Regions from separate parts of the Homo sapiens genome. Here region 1 is linked to region 2. A link is a loop called in an ENCODE intact Hi-C map of the cell type or tissue named here. Cell type or tissue: CD4-positive, alpha-beta T cell. All regions are shown on one strand. Links, peaks and the distances in the headings refer to the core of each region. The heading gives the core; the rest is flanking DNA. Region 1 overlaps PPP2R5E (protein phosphatase 2 regulatory subunit B'epsilon). Region 2 has its middle 8.5 kb from the start of ESR2.

Region 1 (8,334 bases), core at 44-8,043, 910 kb after region 2:
GGTCTTCTGACCTCATGATCCGCCCACCTTGGCCTCCCAAAGTGCTGGGATTACAGAGGTGTGAGCCACGGCGCCGGGCCTATCGCCTTCATTCCCAAAGGAAAGAGACTTACTTAAGTTTAAAATACTCCCCGAGGGAAATAAAAATGTATGCATTTTTTTTCTATGCACAGTAGAATCATGGAAATATTTTTAAAGTGGGAGGAACCCTTGTTTGGTCATTTTATTTTACAGAGAACTTATATGACTTTCCCAAGTGCACACAATAACATACTGAACCTATTACATATAATAAAATGCACAGGAGCTTAGCAGATGTAGATCTTTGGACTATGTAATCATGTTTTAATGTTCTTGAATATTTTGTTCCATCCTACTTTGCGTTAGTCTATCAGTTGCCCTTTTTGCCTCCTGTTCTAGGTCACTCACCATGTCTTTATCACTTTCTACACACAAGCACTCTCACAAGTAAACAAATCAATCAGTATTTTCACATTTTTTTTTTCCTTTAAGCCTTCATCACTTTAAAAAGCATACCCTGTCTTGTCCCCATTCTAATTTTTGTGCTAACACTGCCTTGCATGGTCACCATGTCACTGGGGGTAGATAAGTTATTGGGTAGTATTTTAAATTTTGGATAGGAAGATTTTAAATACTGCCAGACTCTGACTCCCTCTTCCCCCCATTGGGAAGGTTTTGAGTTTGCATAAAAACGTGACACATTTTTCTAAGCACTGTTCCTCTTTAAATGTGAAATTCTCTATTTCGAGGAAAAATTAATCCATATGTTTCTAATTTAGAACACCATCAAAATGTTCTTTTGCGAGGGTGGTTTTCTTGTCCAAGAATCTTTACAAGCCCTTTTACAAATCTTGCCTTTGATTTTTGAAATGGGATATCATATTTCATGATTATTATTTTAAACAATCTTACTTAGATGTGTTAGTACCAGATGTAGAACTATTCTTACATTTCTCCAGGTTCTGACTGGCAGGTACAACCTTTTATCTCCTCGTGAAACTGCTTTAGTTTGCATGTGCCATTTCAGGCAATTGGCAAAGTTTTTATTAAGTGCTTACTTCCCATAGAGGACTCTTGTGGAACTACAGTAAAACTCAGTACTGTTGATATTAGCAAAGAGAGAAAGGAAGCCCCTGAGATGTAGCTCAAAGTGTATGTAGGTGAGATAATTCCACAATATGCTGAATGTGATGTCTCACCTCTGCTTTTCATTAGCTGCATATTTCATGTCCTAATACTCTTTTTTAAAGAAAAGTTCCCTGGAGCCTTGTTAATATTAGTCTTTGGCTTGAAAAAGTAGTTTCTTATTTTACTTTATATAGATTTTATGATAATTAAAATGAATTGAATGTGAAGTTATTAAAAGCAGTCTGGAAACCTTTTAGGAAGTTTTAATAGTGTATCTTTTGAGCCCTTACTGTATAGAATTTAAAATTTTGCCTTTTATTTTATTTTTTACTCAGCTGGCATATTGTATAGTACAGTTTCTGGAGAAAGATCCTTCACTCACAGAACCAGTAAGTCTTTTTTCCATAATTTCAAAAACTTAAGAAAAATTACCTTTCCCAGAAGTATATATGAAAAAGTTAAATGCCATTTGTTTTTCTCCTTTTCATTTTAGGTTATTAGGGGGTTAATGAAATTTTGGCCTAAAACATGTAGTCAAAAAGAGGTAAGTGCTTACTGTCAGAGAGTGTTCATAGCTTACTGAATATTTTGCTGAGTGCCAAGGATTGGGCTAAGCATGTATAAAACCGCATCATCAGGGCTGGGCGCAGTGGCTCATGCCTGTAATCCCAGCACTTTGGGAGGCCGAGGCGGGCAGATCACCTGAGGTCGGGAGTTCGAGACCAGCCTGACCAACATGGAGAAACCCTATCTCTACTAAAAATACAAAATTAGCCAGGCGTGGTGGCGCATGCCTGTAGTCCCAGCTACCCGGGAGGCTGAGGCAGGAGAATCGCTTGAACCCGGGAGGCAGAAGTTTGCAGTGAGCCGAGATGGTGCCATTGCACTCCAGCCTGGGCAACAAGAGTGAACTCTGTCTCAAAAACAAAACAAAACAAAACAAAACAAAACAAAACAAAGCAAAACTGCATCATCTCATTTAAACCTCATTGTAACTCTATAAGGCAGGGCTGTCAGAACTCTTGTTTTACTAGTTATGAAACTGTAGAGAGGTTAAATAGCCTGCCCCAGTACACTAAGTAAGTACAGATGATTAGGCCAGAACTCGCCTCCTTGACTCCTAAACCCTGTCTTTTTATTCACTGTGCTCTTCAGCCTCGCTAAGCCCAGGCCAGGCCCCAATCAGGTGTCCAGTTGTCTAGCTTTGTTGATGTTCCCTTCCGAGTGGCCCCCTTCATAATATGAAGGTTTTGCTGTCACTGTACATAGACGCTAGAGCAGCCTGCCCAAATACTCATTTTAAAGCATGGTATAGGTGGATCTTGCTGTGTCATCTTAGAATAGACAACAGACCTTTAGTTTCAGCCATTCACAAATGACCCTGGGGGGTTCAGGCCTACAATCATTTGTACCTTTGCTGAGAATTCACCAGGCATGTGCTACTTTGTGAGGTTGTTATGGGGTAGTGCATGAGTTTCTTAGCTGGAGTTGAGCCTAACTGAGCACCAGATCTGCAGCCATTCTTCTGGAAGGTTAGCAACCATGTGGAAAATGGCTCAGAAAAAAAGATCAGCTGTTAGTTTTATATTTGGTTAAAACTTTGGGAGAAATTCCATATACATATTAACAAATGGCAAGGGTCTACTATATTTTACTTTTAGCAGAAACGCCTTCCTTCTCAAATCAGCTTCAATTCTCCAAACTCTATTTTAATTTCAGAAAGTCATTTAATTTCTTAAAATCTGTTAGATAAAATTGAACTGTGCATTGCTACCCAGATACATCTCAAAATATGAAGGCATTGTTATTTTTCATATTTTGATTGCTCACTTTATTTTTTCAAAGTAATTATTTTTTCATAGCTAAATACGTAAACTGGTTTTTATTTATCTGTCATTTTCCCATTATATTTAAAACAATTGACTCTACTGCAGATTTGGCTCCATATTGTGATCTAAAAACTCTGTTTCTTGCGGCACCCGGTGCTGAGTTCACAAGATTCACTGTGCTTTGTAGAGAGCAAGCGTGTGTGTGTGTGTGTGTGTGTGTGTGTGTGTGTGTGTGTCGAGAATGCGTCAGTGCATGCTTATGGGTTTGAAGTGGCACCTGCATGTGAGTGAGTCTGCTCATTTGTGTTTCTTGAACTTTTTGTTGTATTAATGAGTGCGTTCTAGAGCATTGAGCATGTAGCAGGGGCTGTACGTATTTGGCAAATAACCACATTTGAACTTTTGCCTCTTCCATTTAGGAGGGCCACCTTCTCATTGTTTTTTTTAAAAAAAAAAGTGTTGTGGAAAGAGAGCTGGATTACTAATAATAGAGAGGAAGGCCCTACGGGGTCAGTTTTGCTTCTCAGGGGCCGGTGCAGTGTGTGAGTGTCCCTCGTTCTATGTAATATATATACCAAGTAGAGTATTTTTTCCAAGTACGTAGAATTTTTCCAAGTACCCTATGGTGAATTCTTTGTGGAACGAACATCTTCTAACATGGGATAATGACTGGTTCATGTATGTTTGGTTTTATGTGTAAATTTTTCTTAAAATAATCCAAACTCTCATTAATCCTCCTTGTTCTTATGGATTTTTTTTCATGATGTGCCTCACATCTTGTATTTTGCTTGTACTTACAGGTCATGTTCCTTGGGGAACTGGAAGAAATATTGGATGTGATTGAACCTTCACAATTTGTTAAAATCCAAGAACCTTTGTTTAAACAAATCGCCAAGTGTGTATCTAGCCCCCATTTTCAGGTTAGTAGTAAAGAGGACATGAGCCAGGGAGCATGAGTTATTTTGGTTAAATTTTATTTGTTTCAAAAGCAATGTAATGGACCCTAGCTACCTATTGTTTATTTGCTATCCCCTCACATGATGATAATTTTAATAGTGGCCAGCTTATCTTGAGCACTTGCTGCCTAACAGCCACAGTAATGGTGCTTTCTCTCCAGTAACTTTAATTCTCCTAACACCCTGCAAGGAGGGCATTATGTTTTTTTTTTAAAGACATACAGATGTGAACACTGAAGCTCAAAGTGGTCAAAAGTATTTCAGATAATTTCTAAATAAGTGGGCTGGTGAGGTTTCTCTAGTGTGTAAGAGAGAATGCTAAATAATGTTTAAGAGGAAAAGGAGAAAACCTAATATTCCTTACTATGCTAGATACTTTAGGTACATTATTTATAAATGTCCCATTATCCTCTGAAGCTTTTCTAGATGAAAAAAAAAAAAAAATGAGGCTTGGAGAACAATTTACTATAGGTCCCAAGTTAATAGAGAGTAGAGTCAAATTTTGATCTTTGGTGTAGCTGCTTGCTAAAGCCGGTGACCTTCCCATAGCACTGCTCTGCCTCCTCGTGGCCACTCGGGGCAACACTTTTCTTTCTTGGGGCCATGGCTGCAGTGCTGTGGAACCCACACAGGAGGGAAGAAGGGTAAACTGGGGGAGCACACGTTAGGTTTGATTCTTTGGCTGTCTCACCTAAGGCCCGTTTCATAAACCTAGACTGTGCCTATTGATTGGAAGAGATTGTTCAGACTGTGGTTCTTAGCGCAGAACCAGACCTCTAACGGTGTCATTTGATGGCGGACTTTTTCCCTAAGCTGTCAACTATGCTGTATAGTTAGAGACACTAGCTGCTGCTGTTGTTTTGATTTCTGACCAAAAGACATGTTAATATGTTAAAGCAGTGACTTTATGGCAGTCTAGCAGTTGTACCGCAAAGCAAGAAAAAAGAAGATAGAAATCATGACAAGCCTGAATAAAAATGGAAAAATTACAGAACAGTATATAGATATTTTGATACCACTCAGGGCCTTTAGTGCTCACACATCTGGATTGTTTACCTTATTTTTTTCAGTTTTCAGCAGGATGTTTGGCATTATGGAGGTCAAGGAACAAGTATTTTTTTAAAAATGAGCATCATCGGCTGGGCGCAGTGGCTCATGCCTGTGATCCCAGCACTTTGGGAGGCTGAGGCGGGTGGATCATGAGGTCAGGAGTTTGCGACCAGCCTGGCCACCATGGTGAAACCCTGTCTCTATTAAAAATACAAAAATTAGCTGGACGTGGTGGCGGGCGCCTGTAATCCCAACTACTCGGGAAGCTGAGGCAGGAGAATCGCTTGAAACTGGAAGGCAGAGATTGCAGTGAGCTGAGATCATGCCATTGTACTCCAGCCTGGGCAACAAGAGCGAAACTCCATCTAAAAAACAAAAAAAGAAAGAAAAAAGAAAGGAGAAAAAAAAAAAAAGAGCATCACCAGAAAGGCCTAAGCGTTACTCAGAAGCTTAGAAAAGAGAGGCCATGTCTTTGTCAGCTTGGGCTGCCATAACAAGACTGGCGACTTAAACGACATTTATTTTCTCACAGCCCTGGAGGCCAGAAGTTTGAGATCAGGATGACAGCATGGTTGGTTTCTGGTGAGATCCTGCTTTCTGGCATGCAGATGGCCTTCTTCTTGCTGTATGCTCACGTGGCCTTTCCTGGCATGTGCATACAGAGAGAGGCAATCTCACTCTCTTCCTCTTCTTATAAGGCCCCTGTATTATCTGGTTAGGACCCCACCCTTATGAGCTCATGTAACCTTAATTACCTCCTAAAAGTCTTGTGTCCAAATATAGTCACGTTGGGGATTAGGACTTCAACATATGAATTGTGGAGGGGACACAATTCAATTTGTCGAAGAAAGAAAAAAGGATTTTAAATTATTTGGCAGAAGTAAAATTGAGAACAAAGGGAAGAGGCTCTTATTTATTAAGTGTTCATTAATAAATGTTTGCTGGTTCATCCACAAACATTTATTAATGAATTTGCTGGTTCATCCATTTATTGAGTGGCCGCCTTATGTAGCCAGACACTTATCATTGCTTGCTTCAGGTATGGCATTAAGATCTGAGGTCTGCACGCTGGTGACACTGCCTCTGTGTGTGCAGAAGGACAGTGGATCCCAGGAAAGTAGTGGCTCTGTCCTGTTGTCAGACACAGTAATTTTTAACTTTGCATAAACAATACCTTTCCTCTTTAAGGGGCTGGATACATACTTTTATTAGTGGGTTTACATATTAAAATGGATATATAAGAGATTAAGGAAGTTGTTAGAGTTAAATGGCAGGTAAATATTGGATTCTGGAGGAATGTCCAAAGAGACCACGGGAGGATGCCAGTAAAGAAGGAGGCACCTAGGATTTTCCTCTAACCAGTTAGAATGTTCAGAACAGCCTCATTCTTACTCCTTTTTTTCTCCCTCTCCTTGCCTCCTGCTTTATCTGTGTCAGTTACGTCATTTGCTTTGATGATTCCCAAACACATTGTCCTCGTCCATGCCTCTGTCCTCCTTTCCTTAATGCCCTCTACCTGGAATGCCCTTTCCTTCATCCTTCGAAGCCGAGCTTAAATGCCACTTGCCTATGTTACATTTCTTTCTTCTTTTTTTTTTTTTTGAGATGGAGTCTTGCTGTGTTGCCCAGGCTGCAGTGCAGTGGTACAGTCACAGTTCACTGCAGCATCTGCCTCCCGGGTTCAAGCGATTCTTGTGCCTCAGCCTCCCGAGTAGCTGGGACCACAGGCATGCCCCACCATGCCCAGCTAATTTTTATGTTTTTAGTAGAGATGGGGGTTTTACCATGTTGGCCAGACTGGTCTCGAACTCCTGACCTCAAATGATCCACCCACCTTGGCCTCCCAAAGTGCTGAGATTACAGGCATGAGCCACCACACCCAGCCCCACCTATGTTACATTTCTGCCACCCTTCTGTTTCCCAAGTCATCTGGATTGTTGATTCTGCTCTTTTCCCCTCCTTCCCCTGACACTTTATTCATATATCTGATATAGCATCTGTCACAGTTTACATTGGATAGGCTTGTAGATGCCCCTTCTCCCACCAGTGTGCGAACTCTTTAGGGATAACAGAGTAAAGAGGTTAAGAATAGAGACTTTGGAATCTGCCACTTACTAGCCATGTGACCTTGAGCCAATGGCTTCTCTGAGTCTCAGATTCTTCATCCACAAAATAGAAAAGTAATGGTACCAACTCTGTTGGTTGTGAGGAAATGAGATATTATATATGTGGGACACTTAGCACAGTGCCTGGCATATAGTGAACATGCAGTAATGATTGTTTTCTTTGTACTCTCAGGGTCTGGTGCCTAATGAGTCTCAGGGTTTTGTTTTGTTTTTTGAACCAAGCTGAATAATGTAAATGGAAAAATTCTGTTTTCTCAGTGTCTTTCGGTAGATACATCTTATACCATTTTGTTCTCTTCTAAAACAGGGCTTCTTAATCTGTATAAATGAAGGAAGCCACCCCTTTTTCCCTTTTCCCCTGTAACTACCCTTTTTAGAGATTTTAGGTTTTGTTTTTGAGATGTTCTTTTGAATTCATGAAATCCAAGATGAGCCAATCAGGCCCAGCAGACCAAATTAGAGCCAGTTGATAGCATGGTGGGCAGAGAAAAGGGATCTAAGAGAGCAGAGAGGGTAGGTGCAGCCAGTGTCCCTGAGACCAGAAACTGAGCAGACATCTCCTGGCTTGCACAGGAAGGGACCAGAAACAAACTCTGGAAGAAGCCCTAGAAATGAGGCCCCAGTCTTTACCATATTGTCAGTGTAACCTTGCCTACATTACTCAGTCTCCCTGAGTCTCTGTGTCCTCACCTGTAAAATGAGCACAATGGTATCTCCTTCTGGGATGGTGGTAAGGATGATACATTCTACTTGCTGTGTAGGCACAGTGCCTGCCCATAGGAGGTACTTAGTAAATATTGGCCGCTCTACAGGGATGAGCAACTGTGGGTGTTCCTCAGTAGCTGTGACTGAATGCTAACCATATGCTGGGCCCTGGGTTCGATCTAAGTGTGTGTGATGAAAAACATAAGAAAGGGGACCAGTGAGATGTGCTAAAGTGATGTCAGGAAAGTGTGGAATCAGATGACATGGGCAGAATTAGAGAAGAATATAAATTAACAGGAAAACTTCTTTTCCTTCCCTGAGTCGATGAACCACTTGAACCACTCTGGACTTTTTTTTTGGTGGGAGGAGAAGACACGGTCTTGCTCTGTCACCCAAGCTGGAGTTCAGTGGCATGATCTCCACTCACTGCAACCTCCGCCTCCCAGGCTCAAGCAGTCCTCCCACCTCAGCCTCCCAAGTAGGTGGGACTATAGGCACATGCCACCAATCCCGGCTAAT
Region 2 (8,334 bases), core at 143-8,142:
GGACAAACCCCTTGAAAAAAACCAAATTACCAAAAATTGTACAAGAAGAGCTGACCTGAGTAGTCCTATATCTATTTTTTAAAATTGAATTTGTAGTTTAAAACCTTCCTACAAGGAAAACTCCAAGCCCAGATGGCTTCAGTGGTGAATTATACCAAATGATTAAGGAGAAATAACAGCAGTTCTCTACCACCTCTTTCAGAAAATGGAAGCCAATGGAATACTTCCCAATTCATCCTAGGATAACAGCATTACCCTGATACCAAAACCTGACAAAGACATTCTTAGAAAACTACAGATCAGTAGTCTTCAGGAACACAGGTGCAAAAATTCTCAAGGAAATTTTAGCAAATCTAACCTAACAATATGTAAAAAGGACAATGCATTAAGACCAACCGGAGTTTATTTCAGGCATATAAGTCTTCATTTCAAAGCCCAATCAATATAATTCACTACATTAACATAAAATTAAACCATATGATTACCCCAACAGATCCACCAAAAGTGTTTGACAAAATCTAACATCCGTTCCTAATAAAAACTCAGCAAACTAGGTATAGGGGCCCTTTGTTTGTCTTTTTCTGGTTTCCAAGTCCTTGAAACAAAATCCAACTATGTCCAAATGCCATGAAGGTTTGTGTTGCTGCTGATGTCAGAGATAAACATTACTTTTAAGGACAGGACGGAGTGGAGTAGCAGAAGCATTTAGATGAGAAAAAAGACAAATTAACTTGTTTAATTCTTCTTAAGAGCCAAAATGCAGGTGTTTCTTGCACAATGTAGTATTCTTTTTCTTTTTACTTTCTTTTTTTTTTTCTTTTTTTTTGAGATGGAGTTTCGCTCTTGTCACCCAGGCTGGAGTGCAATGGCGGATCTCAGCTCACTTCTGCCTCCCGGGTTCAAGTGATTCTCCTACCTCAGCCTCCCGAGTAGCTGGTATTACAGGCATGCGCCACCATGCCCAGCTAATTTTTGTATTTTTACTAGGGACGGGGTTTCACCATGTTGGTCAGGATGATCTCAATCTCTTGACCTTGTGATCCGCCTGCCTCGGCCTCCCAAAGTGCTGGGATTACAGGCGTGAGCCACCGTGCCCGGCCTATTTTTCTGTAGTCCCATTTTCTTGCTTCAGAGTTATTCAGGAGTTAGCACGGTACTACAATTGCTATGCACAGAAGCTGAGGAACATTTGGTAGTGTTAAATACCTAACATTGACTTAAATCTGTACATAGGTAGTTCTAGATATACTATGCTTCTTTACTGCATCAACCAGATGGACATTAAATGGTAGAATTATGACTAATTTGTATAAAGCATTTTATATAGTATATATATTTTATTTATTTATTTATTTATTGAGACAGAGTCTCGCTGTGTTGCCCAGGCTGGAGTGCAGTGGTGCGATCTTGGCTCACTGCAAGCTCCGCTGCCCTGGTTCACACCATTCTCCTGCCTCAGCCTCCCAAGTAGCTGAGACTACAGGTGTCCGCTACCACGCCCGCCTAATTTTTTTGTATTTTTAGTAGAGATGGGGTTTCACTGTGTTAGCCAGGATGGTCTCGATCTCCTGACCTCGTGATCCGCCCGCCTTGGCCTCCCAAAGTGCTGGGATTACAGGCGTGAGCCACTGCGCCCGGCCTAGTATAATAATTTTTAAAATTAGCTTTAAATATTTTTGAGTTAAAATCTTGATATTTTAAAATGTTGCCTATTAATTAATTTTTTTTTTTTTTTTTTGAGACGGAGTCTCGCTCTGTCGCCCAGGCTGGAGTGCAGTGGCACGATCTCGGCTCAGTGCAAGCTCTGCCTCCTGGGTTCACGCCATTCTCCTGCCTCAGCCTCCAGAGTAGCTGGGACTACAGGCGCCCGCCACCACGCCCGGCTAATTTTTTTGTATTTTTAGTAGAGACGGGGTTTCACCGTGTTAGCCAGGTTGGTCTCGATCTCCTGACCTTGTGATCCACCCACCTCAGCCTCCCAAAGAGCTGGGATTACAGGCGTGAGCCACCACGCCTGGCCGCCTATTAATTTTTATAAGCAGTTTGCTTTTAATATTTTAGAAGAAAATAGCTCTTTGAATACATTTAAAACCAGTTTTAACTTTTTAAATTTTAATACTTTATTTATTTATTTATTGTTTGTTTGTTTGTTTGACAGAATGTCTCGCTCTGTTGCCCAGGCTAGAGTGCAGTGGAACAATCACAGCTCACTGCAGCCTCAAACTCCTGGGCTCAAGCCATCCTCCCACCTCAGCCTCCCAAGTAGCTAGGACTAGAGGCATGAGTCACCACACCCAGCTAATTTTTAAAAGATTTTTTTTTTGCAGAGACATGGTCTCACTATGTTGCCCAGGCTGATCTCAAACTCCTGACTTCAAGTGATCCTCCTGCTTCAGCCTCCCAAAGCGTTGGAGGTTACAGGCATCAGCTACTATGCGCAGGTTTTAATTTACTTTTGAATAAGTATGTGAAATTAAATAATTCAAACTTAAAGCTGTTGGAACTTTATTCTGAGCCTTGAGAGGTGTGTGGCTGTGCAGCCTGAGTCACATGGCATGCAGCTGCAACTTTTGCCTTGTTTTTCCTTTAGATAATTAAGAACAAACAGCACCAAAGACCCCCACAGATCATTACCCCTCCTTATAGAGTAATAAAGTATTCTTTCTTGGAATTTAGCAATCTGTAACCAATCAAATTGCTGTGGCATATGCACTAGTCTTGTATGAAAAGAGTCTTGCTCTGTCGCCCAGGCTGCAGGGCAGTGGCAGTCATAGCTCACTGCAGCCTCGAACCTGCCGGGCTCAGGTGATCCTCCCACCTCAGCCCTCTGAGTAGCTAGGACTACAGGCATGCACCACTGTGCCCAGCTAAATGTATTTTTTGTAGAGATGGAGTTTTGCCATGTTGCTCAGCCTGTTTTTGAACTGGGCTCAAGCAATCCTCCCATCTCAGCCTTCCAAAGTGCTGGGATTACAGGCGTGAGCCACCATGCCCGGCCAAAACCAACTAATATTAACAGTATTTTGTGTGTCTCTCTAAATATATCCTATGTGAATGTATGTATGTATTCTTTCTTTTGCCTTTATAAACAAATGATAGTATATTTTTCATAACGTTCTGCACTCTGATTTTCTTCTCAATGTATCTTGGCAGTCTTTCTCAGTATATAGTGACTTTTCTCATTTTTTTATCTTTATACCTCAATATCTGGCACATAGTAAGCAAATCATAAATGCTGAGTGAATGAAATATTAAATGAATAAAAAGGAAATTTTTGTGCTGCTATTGGAAATTAGCTCTCTATATATTTCAACATGTTACACATATACAATGATCTAAAAACTTGTCTTACTCTTTCCTATCCACTAGAGGGAGACATCAACCTGTTGTGGAAAAGAATGATCACTTAAAGTCTTTAGAAATTCTGAACCAACTCTCTAGCAGGTGATCCTTGTTAGAATTTGAGCCCTTAACGCTATCCAGGACTGGAGGTTGAAGGGACGATAGAGGGAGCAGGAGGAGAATGCACATGGATTAAGGAGCGAGAACACAGGTGAACTTCAGCTTTTTTGCTAACAGTCAGACAAACTACTGACCCTGACTCAGTGATGTGCTAGTAAACCAGCTCTTTAAAAAAAAAAAAAAAGCCCTAGATTGCTGATTTGTATGTAATGTTTATGAATTTCAGTAGAGAAAAAGACAATATTCAAACTGAGCCATGCACCCAAAACAAGAGAACAGCCAAGAAGTGTTCACTTCTATCAGTGCCCTGGGTTGTTTGAAAAAAGAAGCCGACCTGAGCACCTGTGAGCTCCCTTCTGGCGAGGAGAAATCTGGAGTGTAGTTATTCCACCATGGCCAAATTCAAGCCACTCGGGGTTTAATCACCGAATTGCAAATTCCTTGAACATTTAACAGTAGGCTCTCTTGGCTGGGCGCGGTGGCTCATGCCTGTAATCCCAGCAATTTGGGAGGCCATGGCAGGAGGATTACCTGAGGTCGGGAGTTGGAGACCAGCCTGGCCAACATAGTGAAACCCCATTTCTACTAAAAATACAAAAAATTAGCTGGGCGTGGTGGCAGGTGCCTGTGGTCCCAGCTACTCGGGAGGCTGAGGCAGGAGAATCGCTTGAACCCAGGAGGCGGAGGTTGCAGTGAGCCGAGATTGTGCCACTGCACTCCAGCCTGGGCGACAACAGTGAAACTCCATCTCAAAAAAACAAAACAACAATAACAACAACAGTAGGCTCTCTTGAGCCAGCCTGAGCAGGCTCTTGCATGCTGCTGAAGCTTGTCGGGTCTTAGTTACTTTTCCTGTAAAGTGGGGATGATAAATCTGCTCATTATGTAGATTCTATTACATAGAGGACACATAAGTTCTTTGAATGCTTAAAGCAATGTTTCCTAAACTTCTTTGGTCATGAAATCACCCAGTGGCTTGTGTAAAATAAACATTCCCAGGACCTGCCCTAGAGCACCTGGGTTAGAACATTTTGGGGGAGGGGGCTGGGAATCTGTATTTTAAATAAGCAACCCAGGTGAGGCCGGGCGCGGTGCCTCACACCTGTAATCCCAGCACTTTGGGAGGCCGAGGCGGGTGGATCACGAGATCAAGAGATTGAGACCATCCTGGCTAACACGGTGAAATTCCATCTCTACTAAAAATACAAAAAAATTAGCCGGGCATGGTGGCAGGAGCCTGTAGTCCCAGCTATTTGGGAGGCCGAGGCAGGAGAATGGCATGAACCCGGGAGACAGAGCTTGCAGTGAGCCGAGATTGCGCCACTGCACTCCAGCCTGGGCGACAGAGCGAGACTGTCTCAAAAAATAAATAAATAAATAAATAAATAAATAAATAAATAAATAAAAATAAAAAATAAAAAAGTGACCCAGGTGACTCTTATGACCCTGTGAAATGGGAGAAACACTGCTGCAAATTACTCTTATAATTGGGTCAGGTGTCAGGGGTCTTTCTCTAACTTCACAATTGGGCCTGCTTGAAGAGATGTGTGCAGAGTTCCACAACACACTCCAGGCAGGCATTTAATCCGTTCACTGTCTTCTCTACCCTCAGAGCCCAAACTTCCCAAAGAGGAAAACCTGCTCCTTGCCATCTCTTAGGCCAAGGCTTCTGTACACCTGGGAAGTCCTTCAATCTGAGGATCTCTGGGTTGTTTTCAAGCTACTATTTATTGAGAATTTACAAAGTGTCAGGCACGTTACAGCAATTTGTCATTTCTATGAAATAGCTTCTTGTGCTATTCCCATTTTACAGAGAAAAATCAAAGAAGTTGGGAAAATGTCGAAGGGCACACAACTAGGAAGTGTTTGTGCTGAAAACCCACCCTAGGCCCAAGCCTTGGAACTCCAAGCCTGGGTTCCATCCCTGCACTGGGCAATTCTGATCTATGTGCGCTAGTTTCCTTGTGTTCTCTGTTCTCTCCGTAGAAATCCTGGGCTCTCTTCTCCCAGCCACAAGGTTAGGTTGAAAAACAGAGCAGATGGAGGTAGTTTGTAGCCTACAGGTGCCCTGAATGAAGCTTCCACAGTGCTAAAGTGGAAGAACGAGGGACTCCAAGGGAAGGATTCAAGGCTGGGCCCATGCACCTGTGTAATTCAGAAGAGACCCCAGAGGAGATCAGCGCCCTCTAATTAGCCCTGGTAAGGAGCTCTGGGAGTTACTGTAACTCTCTCAGAAGAACCCAAACATGCGGGAACGTGACTTCTTACCTTCTGAAAGTCCACAAAATTCCTGATTGCCACCATTAATTTGTCACTTATCATTTGCAACAGGCATTGTAGGTTGTCTTATGCATTTGTCTTCTCCCTTCAGCTAGTGTATAAAGTCTTAGGGAGACCAGCAGTTCAGAGAGAATGGGCTTTGGTGTGAAACAGATCTGGTTTGAACCCTCTGCTACTTACTAGCTGTTGGGCAAGTTCCTTAAATTCTCTGAGTCTTAATCTTCTCATCTGTAAAATGGAGACATAAGGAGTACCCACCTCATTGGATTGTTTTAAGGATAAAATTAAATAGTGCAGGCAAAGGATTTACAAGCAACTGCTGAATGAATGGTAGTTATAGCCTCCTCCTCATCATCTGTGAGCAAACACCCTCATATTTCCTTGTGTCTCAGGTAGACACTTAAGGTATTGCAAGCATTAAGGGAGCATTGTCACAAAGAGATAAATGCATGAGGGCAAGATGCAGTCTCAAAGAAGAGTGTTTTATGAAAGAATAAATGTAATGCTGAGTGTCAGAAAAAAATTTTTTTTTTTAAAGATGAGGTATCTATCACCCAGGCTGAAGTGCAGTGGTGTGATCTTAGCTCACTGAAGCCTCAACCTCCCAGGCTCAAGTGATCCTCCAGCCTCAGCCTCCCGAGTAGCTGGGACTACAGGTGCCACCACACCTGGTTAATTGTTGTATTTTTTGTAGAGATGGGTTTTCGCCATGTTGTCCAGGCTGGTCTTGAACTCCTGGGCTCGAGCGATCCTCTCATCTTGGCCTCCCAAAGTGCTGGGATTGCAGGCATGAGCCACCACACCCAGCCTGTCAGAAAAATTTTAAGGTGAAAATAACTAAAGAAGTTGTTAAGAATTTTCTCCCTTGAGTGGTATTTTAGACTGAGATGAGGGAGGGTAGAGGTAGGATGAGAAGGAAGGGATGGGGTCCGGTTGAAAGGCCTGTGAGATAGTAGCAGTGCAATATGGCAGATGTTGACAGCCTCAGTGCTAGGAACACAGAAACTGAATCTCTTGCAAGGAGGCAGGTGTGCATCTGTATGGAAGTCAGATGACCTGTGTTCCTATGAGTGCAAATCTGGAAAACACCCTCAAGTTTCCTTGTCAGCAAATTGGTGATAAAATCAACATTGTAGGGTTGGTGTGAACATGCAGCATGATGTGGCCATGCAAGTTCTTTGTTAACTAGAAGCCAGTGTCATGCCAGGACAGCAGTCCTCCTAGTAAGCTGTGGCTGGTGGCGTGGTAGAATACGTGGAGCAGGCTGAGGAAGCACTTGACTTGACTATGAGCAGAACCATTAAGAAGCTAGTTAGCTAAACTGCCTGGACAGTAGAAAAATAATATGTGAGAATGTAAAAGGAAGAGAAACAATGTGAGGGGAGAGGAGAATGCAGAGATCCTGGCCCATGGAACAGCATTGGTGATCCTTAAGTAGCTGCATGAACTACTTGGAGAAGTTCATTTTCTGTTTATAATTCCCAGCAAAGGAGAGGACTGAATAAGAGAGAAGAAAACGATTCCTTTCTCTGGTTAGGTTCATCAGATCAAACGGTGACATATGTGAAAGAAGCACGCTCTGTGCACAAAAAATCAAGTCTGTATTTTTATAAAAGCCATTTCTGGGCTGGGCGCGGTGGCTGACGCCTGTAATCCCAGCACTTTGGGAGGCGGAGGCGGGTGGATCAGGAGGCCAGGAGATCGAGACCATCCTGGCTACCACGGTGAAACCCTGTCTCTACTAAAAAAATACAAAAAAATTAGCCGGGTGTGGTGGTGGGTGCCTGTAGTCTCAGCTACTTGGGGGGCTGAGGCGGAAGATTGTGCCACTGCACTCTAGCCTGGGCGACAGAGCGAGACTCCGTCTCAAAAAAAAAAAAAAAAAAAGCTATTTCTGTAATGAGCATCACTGGAGAGTTAGTTGCTATGGGTCTAAAGGACAATATGAGGCAGTTATAGTAACTTTCCATGATATGAACAAAGAAATTGAAAATGTTAGATACATTTACAAGAAGATGTAGAAAAAACTTTAGTCAAAATTTTTGAAATATTTTTTGAAATATTAAACTATGAAATCAGACAGTCTTATCTATGGTCTCAAGCCATGTCTGTCTGTACCTTTTTTTTTTTTATCTCATTTCAGGGAATATTACACTGGCTGACTTATTAATATCTTCTGAGCCAGAAAATGTAAGGAAGCTGCATTTTCAGAATTGCATTTGAGTCATTTGTGAAATTGCATATTACAATTTGCCGCCATTTCTAACAGTCCTATAACTTTTTTTTTTTTTTTTCTTAACTGGGTGTTCACATTCATGCCAATGACCTCTAGGGGCTAGTTTCTCTTCTAGCTCAAGAGAATTGCTGCAGAGTTGGAAGTAAGGACAAAAATGTGTATGCTTCATGTTTGATTTCAAATGCATAGAAAATTAGAAACTTAAGGTATGCAAGGGATTTGTGTGGAATTTAAGTACCTTTGAGGGGCAGTGGACAGGACAAAAAGTTATTTTTTACCTGTTTGTTTACAAATAGCAAAGATCAAGACTGAAACACATGAGTGTGATTTAGAAAGAGTTGGCTGCAGGTGCTGCT

What was found. Peaks named below come from ENCODE experiments on the same cell type or tissue, not always from the same donor. Only the 100,000 strongest peaks of a DNase experiment are listed, where the experiment ranks them.
Region 1: a loop joins it to region 2, with 13 times the contacts of the local background. A loop is called at or near these places in 10 of 110 quality-filtered maps.

The regions. Positions count from the first base shown.
Region 1 is chr14:63,385,176-63,393,509 of GRCh38, reverse strand. PPP2R5E (protein phosphatase 2 regulatory subunit B'epsilon) reads left to right here. Exons shown (of 14, transcript NM_006246.5): 9 at 1,485-1,538; 10 at 1,643-1,693; 11 at 3,779-3,898. Among named protein-coding and RNA genes, the nearest start is that of GPHB5, 70 kb to the right of the region's middle. In CD4-positive, alpha-beta T cell, for the core only: CTCF peaks have their summits at 4,291 and 4,491 (motif pointing left); a DNase peak (open chromatin) is centred at 4,509.
Region 2 is chr14:64,298,695-64,307,028 of GRCh38, reverse strand. It overlaps a transcript of ESR2 not described here. Among named protein-coding and RNA genes, the nearest start is that of ESR2, 8.5 kb to the right of the region's middle. In CD4-positive, alpha-beta T cell, for the core only: CTCF peaks have their summits at 3,182 and 3,388 (motif pointing right); a DNase peak (open chromatin) is centred at 3,388.